2 separate regions of the Homo sapiens genome follow, and region 1 is linked to region 2. Evidence: chromatin contacts called from ENCODE Hi-C or POLR2A ChIA-PET data. All regions are on one chromosome and are shown on one strand. Each heading gives the region's core, a stretch centred on a gene start or an enhancer-like site at or near the end of the contact. The rest is flanking DNA. Distances are from core to core; before and after follow the strand shown. Region 1 overlaps FOXN3 (forkhead box N3). Region 2 overlaps FOXN3 (forkhead box N3).

Region 1 (5,139 bases), core at 1,200-3,699, 55 kb after region 2:
TCAAACAAAACCTGGGATTCATTGGCCCTTACAGAGAGGTAAGGGGTGCCAGGACTCCAGACCAGAGGCTGTGGCCAGACACAGGAGTCTGGTAGTGACATCCTGGTCATATCAGACAGTGACACTGAAAATGGAAATCATGAGAAAGGAAGGTATTTGGGAAAATGCTCGTTTGGAGAGTTTTGGAAGTTTTTTCAACTGGAATATACCTATGAGAATGAATGGTCAGAAACCTGAGGCATGAAACATTGAAGGCTAAAGCTGACTTCGTATGGAGCATTTGTGAGGTGTCAGGTACCAGAGTGACTGACATTCACAGTTCTTTAATCTTCACCAAGACTACAAAGATCACAAAGACCTTGGGCCTCAGGTTTGATTGTAAAACGGGGTTGTGAGAAACACATCTCGCAGGCCCATTTTACAGGCAATCAAACCTGAGGCACAAGGTCAGAGAGCTGGTGCCCAGAGAGGGAGGGATTCAGCCCCAGTTAACTGTGATGCTAAAGCCCGTGCTCCTTCACAAAGCTATATGTGCACCTGCTGTGAATATACACTTTGAGAGTATCGAGTACAGCTTGGTACTTGTGAGCTAGGTGAACTTCTCAAGGAGGCAGTCCTATTTATGAGGAATTAAAAGTGTCTGAGATAAAGATATGTACGAATTCTCCTTCAGATTTATGTATACATCCAACAGGCTCTGGGCATCCTCAGCCTTTGCCCCATCCTGAGAACTGCCCAAACAGATGGGCAAGAGGACTTTGAGCCAGGAAGGCGAAGAGTGCAAGGAAACCACATTCGGAGGATTTTAGCCCTATTTTCCTAAGAGTTGCAGTTTTGTAAAATATTTCAATAGCTAACCTTGATTGGGAATTTAGCATGAACTGTCCTATGTGCTTGACTAATGTGAATCCACCAAATCCTCACCAGGACTCCAGGAGACAAGCATTGTCATGACTCCTAAAGAGAAGTTAAGCCAGCTGCCCAAGAAACCAACACAGGGTTCACTTCCAGGTTGTCCAAACCTATAATATATCGTATTGTCTCCCTAAGATCCAAAGGACCTTGGAAAATCATCTTGTTTGGGGATGGGTATCTTCAGCCAGCCTTCCACCCACTCTGTCCTCTCCTTGCACCCGCAGCAGACACAGCTGGCTGAAGGTAACACTCTTTCTCCACTGAGCCAGAACTAAGCATCAAAATCCATTCTGACCTATTTTGGGGGAAGTTGCTAGAGTGGAACAGAGCTGGTACTAGATAGGGAATCTTTGCCATCGCTGAGGTCTGCTCCTTAAATTGCAAATGAAGCGCTAGGTATGCCACGTGGCTTGTCCAAGGTCACAAAGTTTACCAAGTGAAGGGTTGAGACCAGAACCCAGGTCCCTTGACTCATAATCCAGTGTTCCTTCCACTATAACTTCCTCTTGAGCCTTTCATGGCATGAAAGACAACCAAGGTGAGGTATCTCATACATTTCAGCAGTAAAAGTTCGTAGCAGAGTTATGGGAGGGGTAAGAGTTGTGGAGAAGGGGTGATAAACGCTGTTACTCCCAAGTAAGTTTGGATATGAAGCCAACCTAGAACATGGGAAACTGGTATTCCTCAAAGCAAGTCATCTAACCATCATGTCAACTTCATGCACATTCTACGGACTGCGTGTACATTGGTGCACATGGAGGAACAGCATGCATCTCACAGCAGAAGACCTGGTTTCCTTTTTCCCTATTTTAGCTGTGGGGGTGGGTAGGTGGGAGTCTAAGGCAACACAATCCTCCTCTGTGAGCTGAAAATGCCTTTAAGTCCTTCCATTACATTAGCTCGTCCAGTGTGAGTTGTCAGAAGTAAACGGATGGCCAGGCACAGTGGCTTAAGCATGTAATCCCAGCACTTTGGGAGGCCAAGGCAGATGGATCACATGAGATCAAAAGTTCGAGACCAGCCTGGCCAACACAGCAAATCCCCATCTCTACTAAAAATACGTAAAAATTAGCTGAGTGGGGTAGTGGATGCCTGTAATCCCAGCTACTTGGAAGGCTGAGGCAGAAGAATCACTTGAACCCGGGAGGCAGAGGTTGCAGTGAGCCAAGATCACACCACTTGCACACCAGCCTGGGCGACAAGAGCAAGACTCCGTCTCAACAACAGCAACAATAACAACAACCAACAGAAGTGAATGGAAATAAAATATGTTAGATAATTTATTTTAATTCTACCACCGCATCCTAGGGACACAGAGTTGATAATAATTAGAGGCCCAATACTATAGTGACGGAGAAAAGGAAGAGGGAAGAATGACCAGAAGGGTATAAGGGTGTCAAGTGAGTCACTGGAAAGGTTTGTAAAACCAGTGGTTTCATCTGTGCTGAGAGTGGCTGGGCTTCTTAGAGTGGGTGGGCCAAGCAGCCTTTTCCAAGAAGGGCTAGGACTCGTGGTCTGACCACAGAACGGGCTGTGAGTGGTTGAGAGGGTGGGACCTGGTTGAGAGGGTGGGACCTGGACTTCCCCTGGGGATCTCCAGCCTAACCCAGGACTGGACACACAGAGATGTACCATCAAGAAATGCTTGCAGGTGGGGTGGGGAGGGTAGGCCCAGGGAATGCCTGCTTGGAGGAAGAGCTAGAAATAAAAGCAGGCCAAAATGGTCAGGCAGTAGCTCCTCTCTGAACAAAACTCCGTGGGGAGCTCTGAGGCCAACAGGGCCTACCAAGACCAAGAGGGCAGAAGTAGGATATAAAATCAGCATGGCTTGTGGCAACTTTCAGCAGAAGGCATGAAGCTACCAAGAGCAGAGGTGCCTATGTCATTTTGGGATGAAACCATCAGAGACCAGATGAAGGGTCAGATTAGGGGTGAGGAATGTCTTTAATTATGAATCACTGACTCATTACAACAAATCATCCAAGGGTGATGTTTTAATAAAGTAACCTAATTTTAAGTTTGATGGGTGAATGGAATATGGGGGAGGGGGACAGGGAGTTTGGAAATGGGAAAATATAAAAAAGACTTTATTCTTTTCATTAACAAAATAAGAGAGATTAGTAAATGAATTAAACGAATAAAATAAAGAACACGTTTCAAACACATAGAGACCGTAACACAGAGACACACAGACACAAGAAGAAGGCACGGTGGGGACACCTGTCAGCTGGCCACGCCTGCAGGGCTCTGAATAAGCCACTCTTCTGTTCAGCCTGCCCTGGGTCCCCTCTGAAAAATGAGCTTGTCCCCTTCTAATGCTCTGCTTGGTTTCCATTGTACAAGAATTGAAGTGCTCTCTAGCCTGCTGAAACTGTCTGTAGCAGCCTAAATGGCATTTAAAATAAAGACTGTGAACTGATGAAATGACCAATTATGTTAAGTACCCATGCCTGGTGTAATCCAAACCAAATCTTACCCCATTATCCTCGAAACCGAGAGGTGATTCAGCAGCCCCTCTTGCCAGTGATTCTGAACCAAAATACAGGCACCCGACGTCCAGGGAGGACCTCGAGAACAACCAGTTAATTCTTACAATTGGTTTTGTGCTGGGAAAAATAAAGGTACTAAGTTTCCACTCTAAACCAAACAACGATTTGACAATGAAAACTGGTGCCCCGCTCTAACTATTAGGTCATTTTGATTTCAACTTTGCTTCAGGTTTTAACTTCCATTATTTCCTCTTCAGACATTGCATTATTCTTCCCGTCGCTATACAAAGGTGTCTATGAAGTGCTCAGGTTCCGCGCTGTTGCTATGGTCTCTGTGAAGCTAAGTTCTCTGGTTATTTCTCTTTCTTGCAATGACATTTTTTTTCTATTTCCACACACCTAAATCTATCTGCTTTTTTAAGGCCTTAAGTGTCAGTTCTCCCAAGAAATGACAGCCCCTCTGCTCCCACCCTTCTGACAAAAATAGGTCTCCCTCCTCTACACGACAGGGCACCCCCACTGTATTAGTCCATTTTCACGCTGCTGATAAAGACATACTGGAGACTGGGTAATTTATAAAGAAAAAGAGGTTTAATGGACTCACAGTTCCACGTGGCTGGAGAGGCCTCACAATCATGGTGGAAGACAAAAGATACGTCTTACATGGCGACAGACAAGGGAGAATGAAAGCCAAGCAAAAGGGAAACCCCTTATAAAACCATCAGATCTCGTGAGACTTATGCACCACCACGAGAACAGTATGTGGGAAACCGCCCCATGATTCAATGATCTCCCACAACACCTAGGAATTATGGGAGCTACAATTCAAGATGAGATTTGGTTGGAGACACAGCCAAACCATATCCTACTTATTTTCCTATCCTGCATTATTGAGTCCTGGGGAGACCACTCCATGAAGCAAGTTATCCCCCACCCTGGTTCAATTCTGCCAGTCCTGCTAGTGATCCATAACTCATGATCCATAACCCCGGCTGGCTTCTGCTGGCCAGTCACTGGTCCCACAGCACCCTAAAGAAAGATTCCCACGTCACCCCCATGTGACCAAACTGCACCTTCTCACCCAGCACTGAGAATTGCCATCTTTGGGGACAAGCATCCTCGTTCTACTTGCCCTCAATTCCAATGCCTGTGGCTGGAAGCTATTAACAGAGTTCCCTACTCGTCTGATTATCTAGAAAAATTTTCTTCCACTTGCTATAGGGAAAAACGAGGGATGTGCGTACATTTTTGAAAACAGAAAGTGAGAAATCAAAAACCTGAGAGAGTGGCATTAAACAGGCACATTTTTCTTCTACTTGATTCTAACCCAAACCTTCCCCTGGCATGACTGGACAGTCCCTTCTTTAGGTACTCATATCTTTATTCGTAAAATCTTGCTTGTGGGCCTTAGCAACTTTCCCATGGCCCAGAACCACCCACCAAAGGACACAAAAATATTAATTAGGAAGAATACCCACATATTCCAAAAAAATATTATCACAACAAAAGTGTCTCCAGAACTCTAGGGAATGAAGAAACATCACAGAAAAAAAAATGAATGTTAACAAATCTCTGCCCACCCTCCCAAGCTCTCATCAAGATTCTTCTGATTTTCAAATGTACAAAATTTTAATGGGTTGCATTTAACTGGATGTGGATTCAATAAGCATCTGAAATCTGTACTAGTTTAATTCACAGTTCCTAGAGCAACTGGGGGAATTTGTAACCCTATCAG
Region 2 (5,338 bases), core at 2,632-5,131:
GCAATCCTTACTGTCTTGGCCTCCCAAAGTGCTGGGATTACAGGCATGAGCCACCACGCCTGGCCTCAAAATGTTTTTATGTGTTCTTCACCTCTGCCACGCCTAGCTGCTAGTAAGAAGAGTGCCAAAGACTCAGAGTCCTGGAGCCAAACACATCTGGGTTCTAATTCGCCATTTCATTCACTTGCTGTGTGCTTTTGGGCAACCCACTTCACTTCTCTGAGCTTCAGTTTCCTCTCCAAAGGGGACCATGCACCCTAGTTCATAGGGAGGTGGTGAAGAATTACATCTTCTTTAAAAGCACAATTAAAAATTATATTTAAAATAGTCTTGGTAGTTCCTTTGGAAATGTCAGCTTCCCATGCCCACCCATGGGTCCCAACAAACTACCAAAGGGAAGGAACAAAGTCCAGTCCCCGCCAGCTTTGCAGTGACCCACTTCCCTCCTGTTTGTGGGAGCCCTCCCCAATGCTGAGCCTGCAGCACTGCTGCCGGGCCTGGCTCGCTATGCTGGTGGCTCCCTGAGGTGCTGGTGCACTCAGGCAAAATGAACCGAACATCTGTATTCTATTTGCTAATGAGCAATCATCATTTGTACCTTTTTCCAGCCTGGGATTCAGCTGCTTGGAATACTAATGCCATTAGAAATTGGAATCTTTTTTGAAAAACACATACTCTTTTAGCAAAACCCGGTTTCACTCACTGACATTTTTATGGTTCCTGGGATTCCTTGGCAATTCACTGCTGGTTACAAAGCCCTTAATTCCCCCTGGGCCCCTCTCCGCCATGCCTGCACCTATCTGTGTAATATTTGGGTGTGTGGGTGGGGATTGGGATCCAGAAGACTTGACTGGTCCTAGACTTGCCTTTTCAACTAATTCAGTGACTATGATCGGACAAGTCAATGGAGCATTCCTTTTTAATCATGTGATTTTTAATTAATCACAAGATTAATACAAGACTACAACTGCTTATTTTAAAACTCAGGTCATCACAAGAGAGGTCACCCAATCCTATTCCCTTGCCTTTTCCCTAAAGGTAACCTTACAACCTTGGTGTGCACCTGTCCTGAGCTTTTTTCTATGAAGATGAGCATCTGTGTCTTTCAAAACAATTGAGTATTAAGTTTGTGTGTGTTTTACACATGTGAAGACAAACGTATACATTGTTCTACAGCTTGCTTTTTTCATTCAATGATAAGTTTTGTCTTCTATTCAAGAGGGATATGGCTCATGCCTTTTCATTGCTGAAATTCAATCTATTTCAACATTTCCCTGGTCATGAACATTTTAGGTTGTTTCCAATCTTTGGCTTTTATAAAGAATGCTGTAGTGAGCCTCCTTGCACACGTCTGGCTGTGGACATGTGGGGCTGCTTTTCTAGGGAAAGTGACTCAAAAGAGACTTTCTGGGTCTTGCTTTCCTCATCTGTGAAATGAGAGGTCTGGACTGAACAGTCACCATTATGACCCTACTTCTATTGTACGTTTTGTGGCATTAGGAACCAACGTAGGAAGCCTTTGTTTCTATACACAAACTCTATTCTCAATTCAGCACCCGCTAAGACTTTCCCTAACCTTCCAAGGTCTTCCATAAGCAAAGCTCATTTATTCTTATTTTCTCCTTTTATTTAACAGATTGTTATTCTCAATCCTGCATCTTTGTCAACTCCCTTCTTCCCCTAAGAAATTCCTGCTTAATACTTGACAGGCACTGATATGGTTTGGCTCTGTATCACCACCCAAATCTCATGTCGAATTGTAATCCCCACATGTCAGGGGAGGGAGGTGGTGGGAGGTGACTGGATCATGGGGGTGGATGTCCCCATCTCGTGACAGTGAGTTCTCACGAGATCTGATGGTTTAAAAGTGTGGCACTTCCCCTTCTGTCTCCCTCCTGCTTCCATGTAAGACATGCCTTGCTTCCCCTTTGCCGTCTGCCACCATTGTAAGTTTCCTGAACCCTCCAGCCATGTGGAACTGTGAGTCAGTTAAACCTCTTTACTTTATAAATTACCCAACGTCAGGTATGTCTTTATAGCAGTGTGAAAACGGACTAATAAAGGCATTATTGGAGATGCTCAGAGCTTCTAACTTTGTGTTTGCACATGTGTTCCCATGAATGTCAGCCCCATGAGGAAAGGGCCTTGTCTTTCCTTAGCCCGTGTTCCCCGAGAGCATGGCACCACATGCAGTGGGCTGTCATCAAACATCTGGCGAGTGGATGGCTGCGACTCTTACCACGTACTGGAAGTACAACTTGGGGCAATTTGACGTAACCGCTCTGTGCCTCAGTTTCTTCACCTGGAAAATGTGATAATAGCACCCCCTTCCCTTACAAACAAGTTGATACACGCAAAGCCCTTAGAACAGCGCCTGGTTTGTAGGCATTGTCAATGAATGTTAGCTACTATTACAGTTGTCATTAAAGCTGTGTTGGTTGGATATTCCATTTGACCAATAGGATATGTATCCAGCAGCGCCCCTGAGATTGCTGGGATGCAGCACTGAGGTATCATTGGGCTAGGTTTGCCAGAAGCTGTTAGGAGAGAAGTCTCAGGCAGGATCCTTGCCACTTACAGAACTAATCATCGGTCTGCAGTTGACTATTTTTTTAAAATTATAATGATGTATATAATTCCATACTGATATCAACTGATGAGCTGAACTTTATGTTTGCTTTGCTCCATTTTGCTATGCTTTTTGCAAGCCACACCTTCCTCCTCCTTTCTTCTCATCACATTATTCTTCTTCCTCTTGCGAGGCCCAGCAGATCTCCCAGAGAAGCCACATGCTTTGGATTCATTTGCGGCCTCCCTTGGTTCCAATTCAGACCATGGAAAGTGGCAGAGCAGTTGAGGATGCAGGCTCTGGATTCAGGTGGCATGGGTTCAAATCCCGGCTCCAGTACTTACCAGCAGTGTGACCACAGTCAAGATACTTAACCTCTTTGTGCTCCAGTTTTCTTATCTGTAAAATGGGCTGAGGATTAAATGAGCTGGTGTGTAGAAAGCATGTACAGAGTAGCTGGCACACAGCACTGAATAGTGCTGCACCATCTTCAGATCTAAATGATACAACTAAAGCATCACCATTTTCAGGACCCGCAATGCAAGCTGTGTGCTGGTGATACGACTGATTTTTCCTGGCTGCAAATACACACACGGCTCTTTCCATACTACCTACTTCATACTACCTACTGTACACCAGCCTGGGTCACGAATGTGTATTCATGGGCTGGATCGGGAAGAGAGCGGTGGCCATGACTGTGGTAAAGATGTCTGATCTGGACCTAGATGGTACCCTGTCCTTGGTCCCCCAGCATCTCTCTGGGGCTGACCTGCCAGGCAACTGAGCATCAGTACTCCTATCAGACGAATTTCTCAATTGTATCCAAGTGTTAATACATGCTTTGAAAGACGGCCAGAAGAATGCCCTGAGAACCATCAGAAAGCAAAGATTAGCTCCAGGTGAGGCAGTTCTACTACACAGGCTAACGTGATAGAACGATGACTGAAAAATCACCAAGGGGAGGCAACCCTGACAGCAAGGAAAAAAATAAAAATTAATTACAGCACTCTATGGAGAAGGTGTTCAAACCCTGAAGCTTATGGAATCAGGCTGGTAGCTGAAAGTGAGTTCAGGGATGCATTAAAAACAGAACCTATTTTTACACCAACAAGCAGCAGAGGCAATAGGTACAAAACTCTCAAACGAAGGCAGAAGCCTGTGTGTGTAATACAAGCCCTAGTGTGGTGTAAGGGCCACTGAGAATTACCACTAAATGTAGCGTGGATTTTATTATTTGACAGTAAACATAGTGGTAACAATGATTATTTTGTTATAATGGTAGTTCTATTCCAGCGAAGTGTCTTAGGCTAGCATTTCCTCCTTTCTCTTGGATGGTGTTCTATTGCTATGACAACCAATAACATTTTGCACACCACAGAGCACTATATCATGTATCACCACGGCAGAAAAGGAAATGCCATACTGTACTTAAAAGCCACCTTCTTTTCTTTCTCTCTTTTAAAGTCTGTTATCACTCCCCATGCATTATTCACTATGCCATATTATATATAACCTTTACCTTTGGTTACAGTCAGATTTGTGATATATGAAGCAAAAGCCAGAAAGCCTTGCAAATCCCTTAACATTTTCTAACAAATAAAGGATAACCAAACTGTATTATTCTGATTTTTCTTCAACACAGTCATAAAGAACTTGATTTTGCCAACTTCCTCACTGGATCAAAGGCCTTTGTCAGACTTTCGCCACTGTTTGTCTTATGCAGCAAGATCTCTCTCAGTGACACGGCTGGGAAGTAAAGTATCCCCTCTAAGAGAATTTTCCAATACAAGAAGCATCACCTCTTAAAATATCATTTTTTATTTTAAATATTTTAACCAAATTAAAAAATCACATCATACACCAACTTCCCTGTCTATATAATCTTTTTTTTTTTTTTGAGATGGAGTCTTGCTCTGTTGCCCAGGCTGGAGTGCAGTGGCGCGATCTCGGCTCACTGCAAGCTCCACCTCCCGGGTTCACGCCATTCTCCCACCTCAGCCTTCCAAGTAGCTGGGACTACAGGCGCCCGCCACGGCGCCCGGCTAATTTTTTGTATTTTTAGTAGAGACGGGGTTTCACCGCGTTAGCCAGGATAGTCTCCTGACCTCGTGATCTGCCCGCCTCGGCCTCCCAAAGTGCTGGGATTACAGGCGTGAGCCACCGCGCCCGGCCTACACAATCTTTTCTTGAGAACTTAGTTGTCACCGTGGAAACCCATCACTGGCCATTGCTGTGGCACACAGAGCTCTCCAGAGCTGATGTCACCTGAGAAGTACCCTGCCTATGCCCACTGTGGGGCTGGGGAGCTCTGGACAGAGTCAACTAAAGCTGGGAATATACCAGCTCATTTTAACATCTGTCAGCGTTGCCTGGTCCCCCAAGACAGGAAATACATGAAAATTATGCACAATTCCACAGAGTTTCAAGGTCTTTGGATTCTAATGGAAAGACGCTTACATATATTAAGATACAAAAAAATGTAAATCCAGTCTAGTGACAGCCAGAGGGCAGGGGACGTAGACTAATACAAGTGGACAGAGAAATCCGTAATGTTTACCGTGAATCTAAGGAGTGTGGGCCACATGAAATCTGCCTCTTTATTTTGTGGCCTCATTTACAAATGACTATAAAAAGGAGCTCAACCCAGGAGTCAGGGGCACAGACACCCAGCCGAGCTCAGGAGGACACCTGTTGGTCACCGAAACATCTCAGCAAGCCGGGAAGGCAGCCCCACCTTCCCACCCAAATTCACCTAGGAAGGCGATGCCC

Evidence for each region. Hi-C counts contacts between places; a loop is a spot of excess contacts on that map. ChIA-PET counts read pairs that join two places held with the same protein, here RNA polymerase II (POLR2A). Pooled maps may share reads with other maps.
Region 1: a pooled map shows a loop between it and region 2 (3-fold over the local background). The contact joins two enhancer-like sites. A Hi-C loop is called at or near these places in 1 of 168 maps with a recorded cell type or tissue (breast epithelium) and 5 of 50 pooled maps. POLR2A ChIA-PET finds 5 or more read pairs at or near these places in 5 of 52 experiments (A673, MCF 10A, OCI-LY7 and 2 more).

The regions. Positions count from the first base shown.
Region 1 is chr14:89,274,147-89,279,285 of GRCh38, forward strand. All of the region lies in intron 4 of FOXN3 (forkhead box N3), which reads right to left. Among named protein-coding and RNA genes, the nearest start is that of FOXN3-AS3, 74 kb to the right of the region's middle. RefSeq lists an enhancer at 2,506-2,605. Within about 2 kb of position 2,450, at least 6 of the 41 ENCODE cell types and tissues checked have a DNase peak (open chromatin) inside an H3K27ac peak, as active enhancers do.
Region 2 is chr14:89,217,375-89,222,712 of GRCh38, forward strand. The region is part of intron 4 of FOXN3 (forkhead box N3); the gene reads right to left. Among named protein-coding and RNA genes, the nearest start is that of FOXN3-AS3, 130 kb to the right of the region's middle. Within about 2 kb of position 3,882, at least 4 of the 41 ENCODE cell types and tissues checked have a DNase peak (open chromatin) inside an H3K27ac peak, as active enhancers do.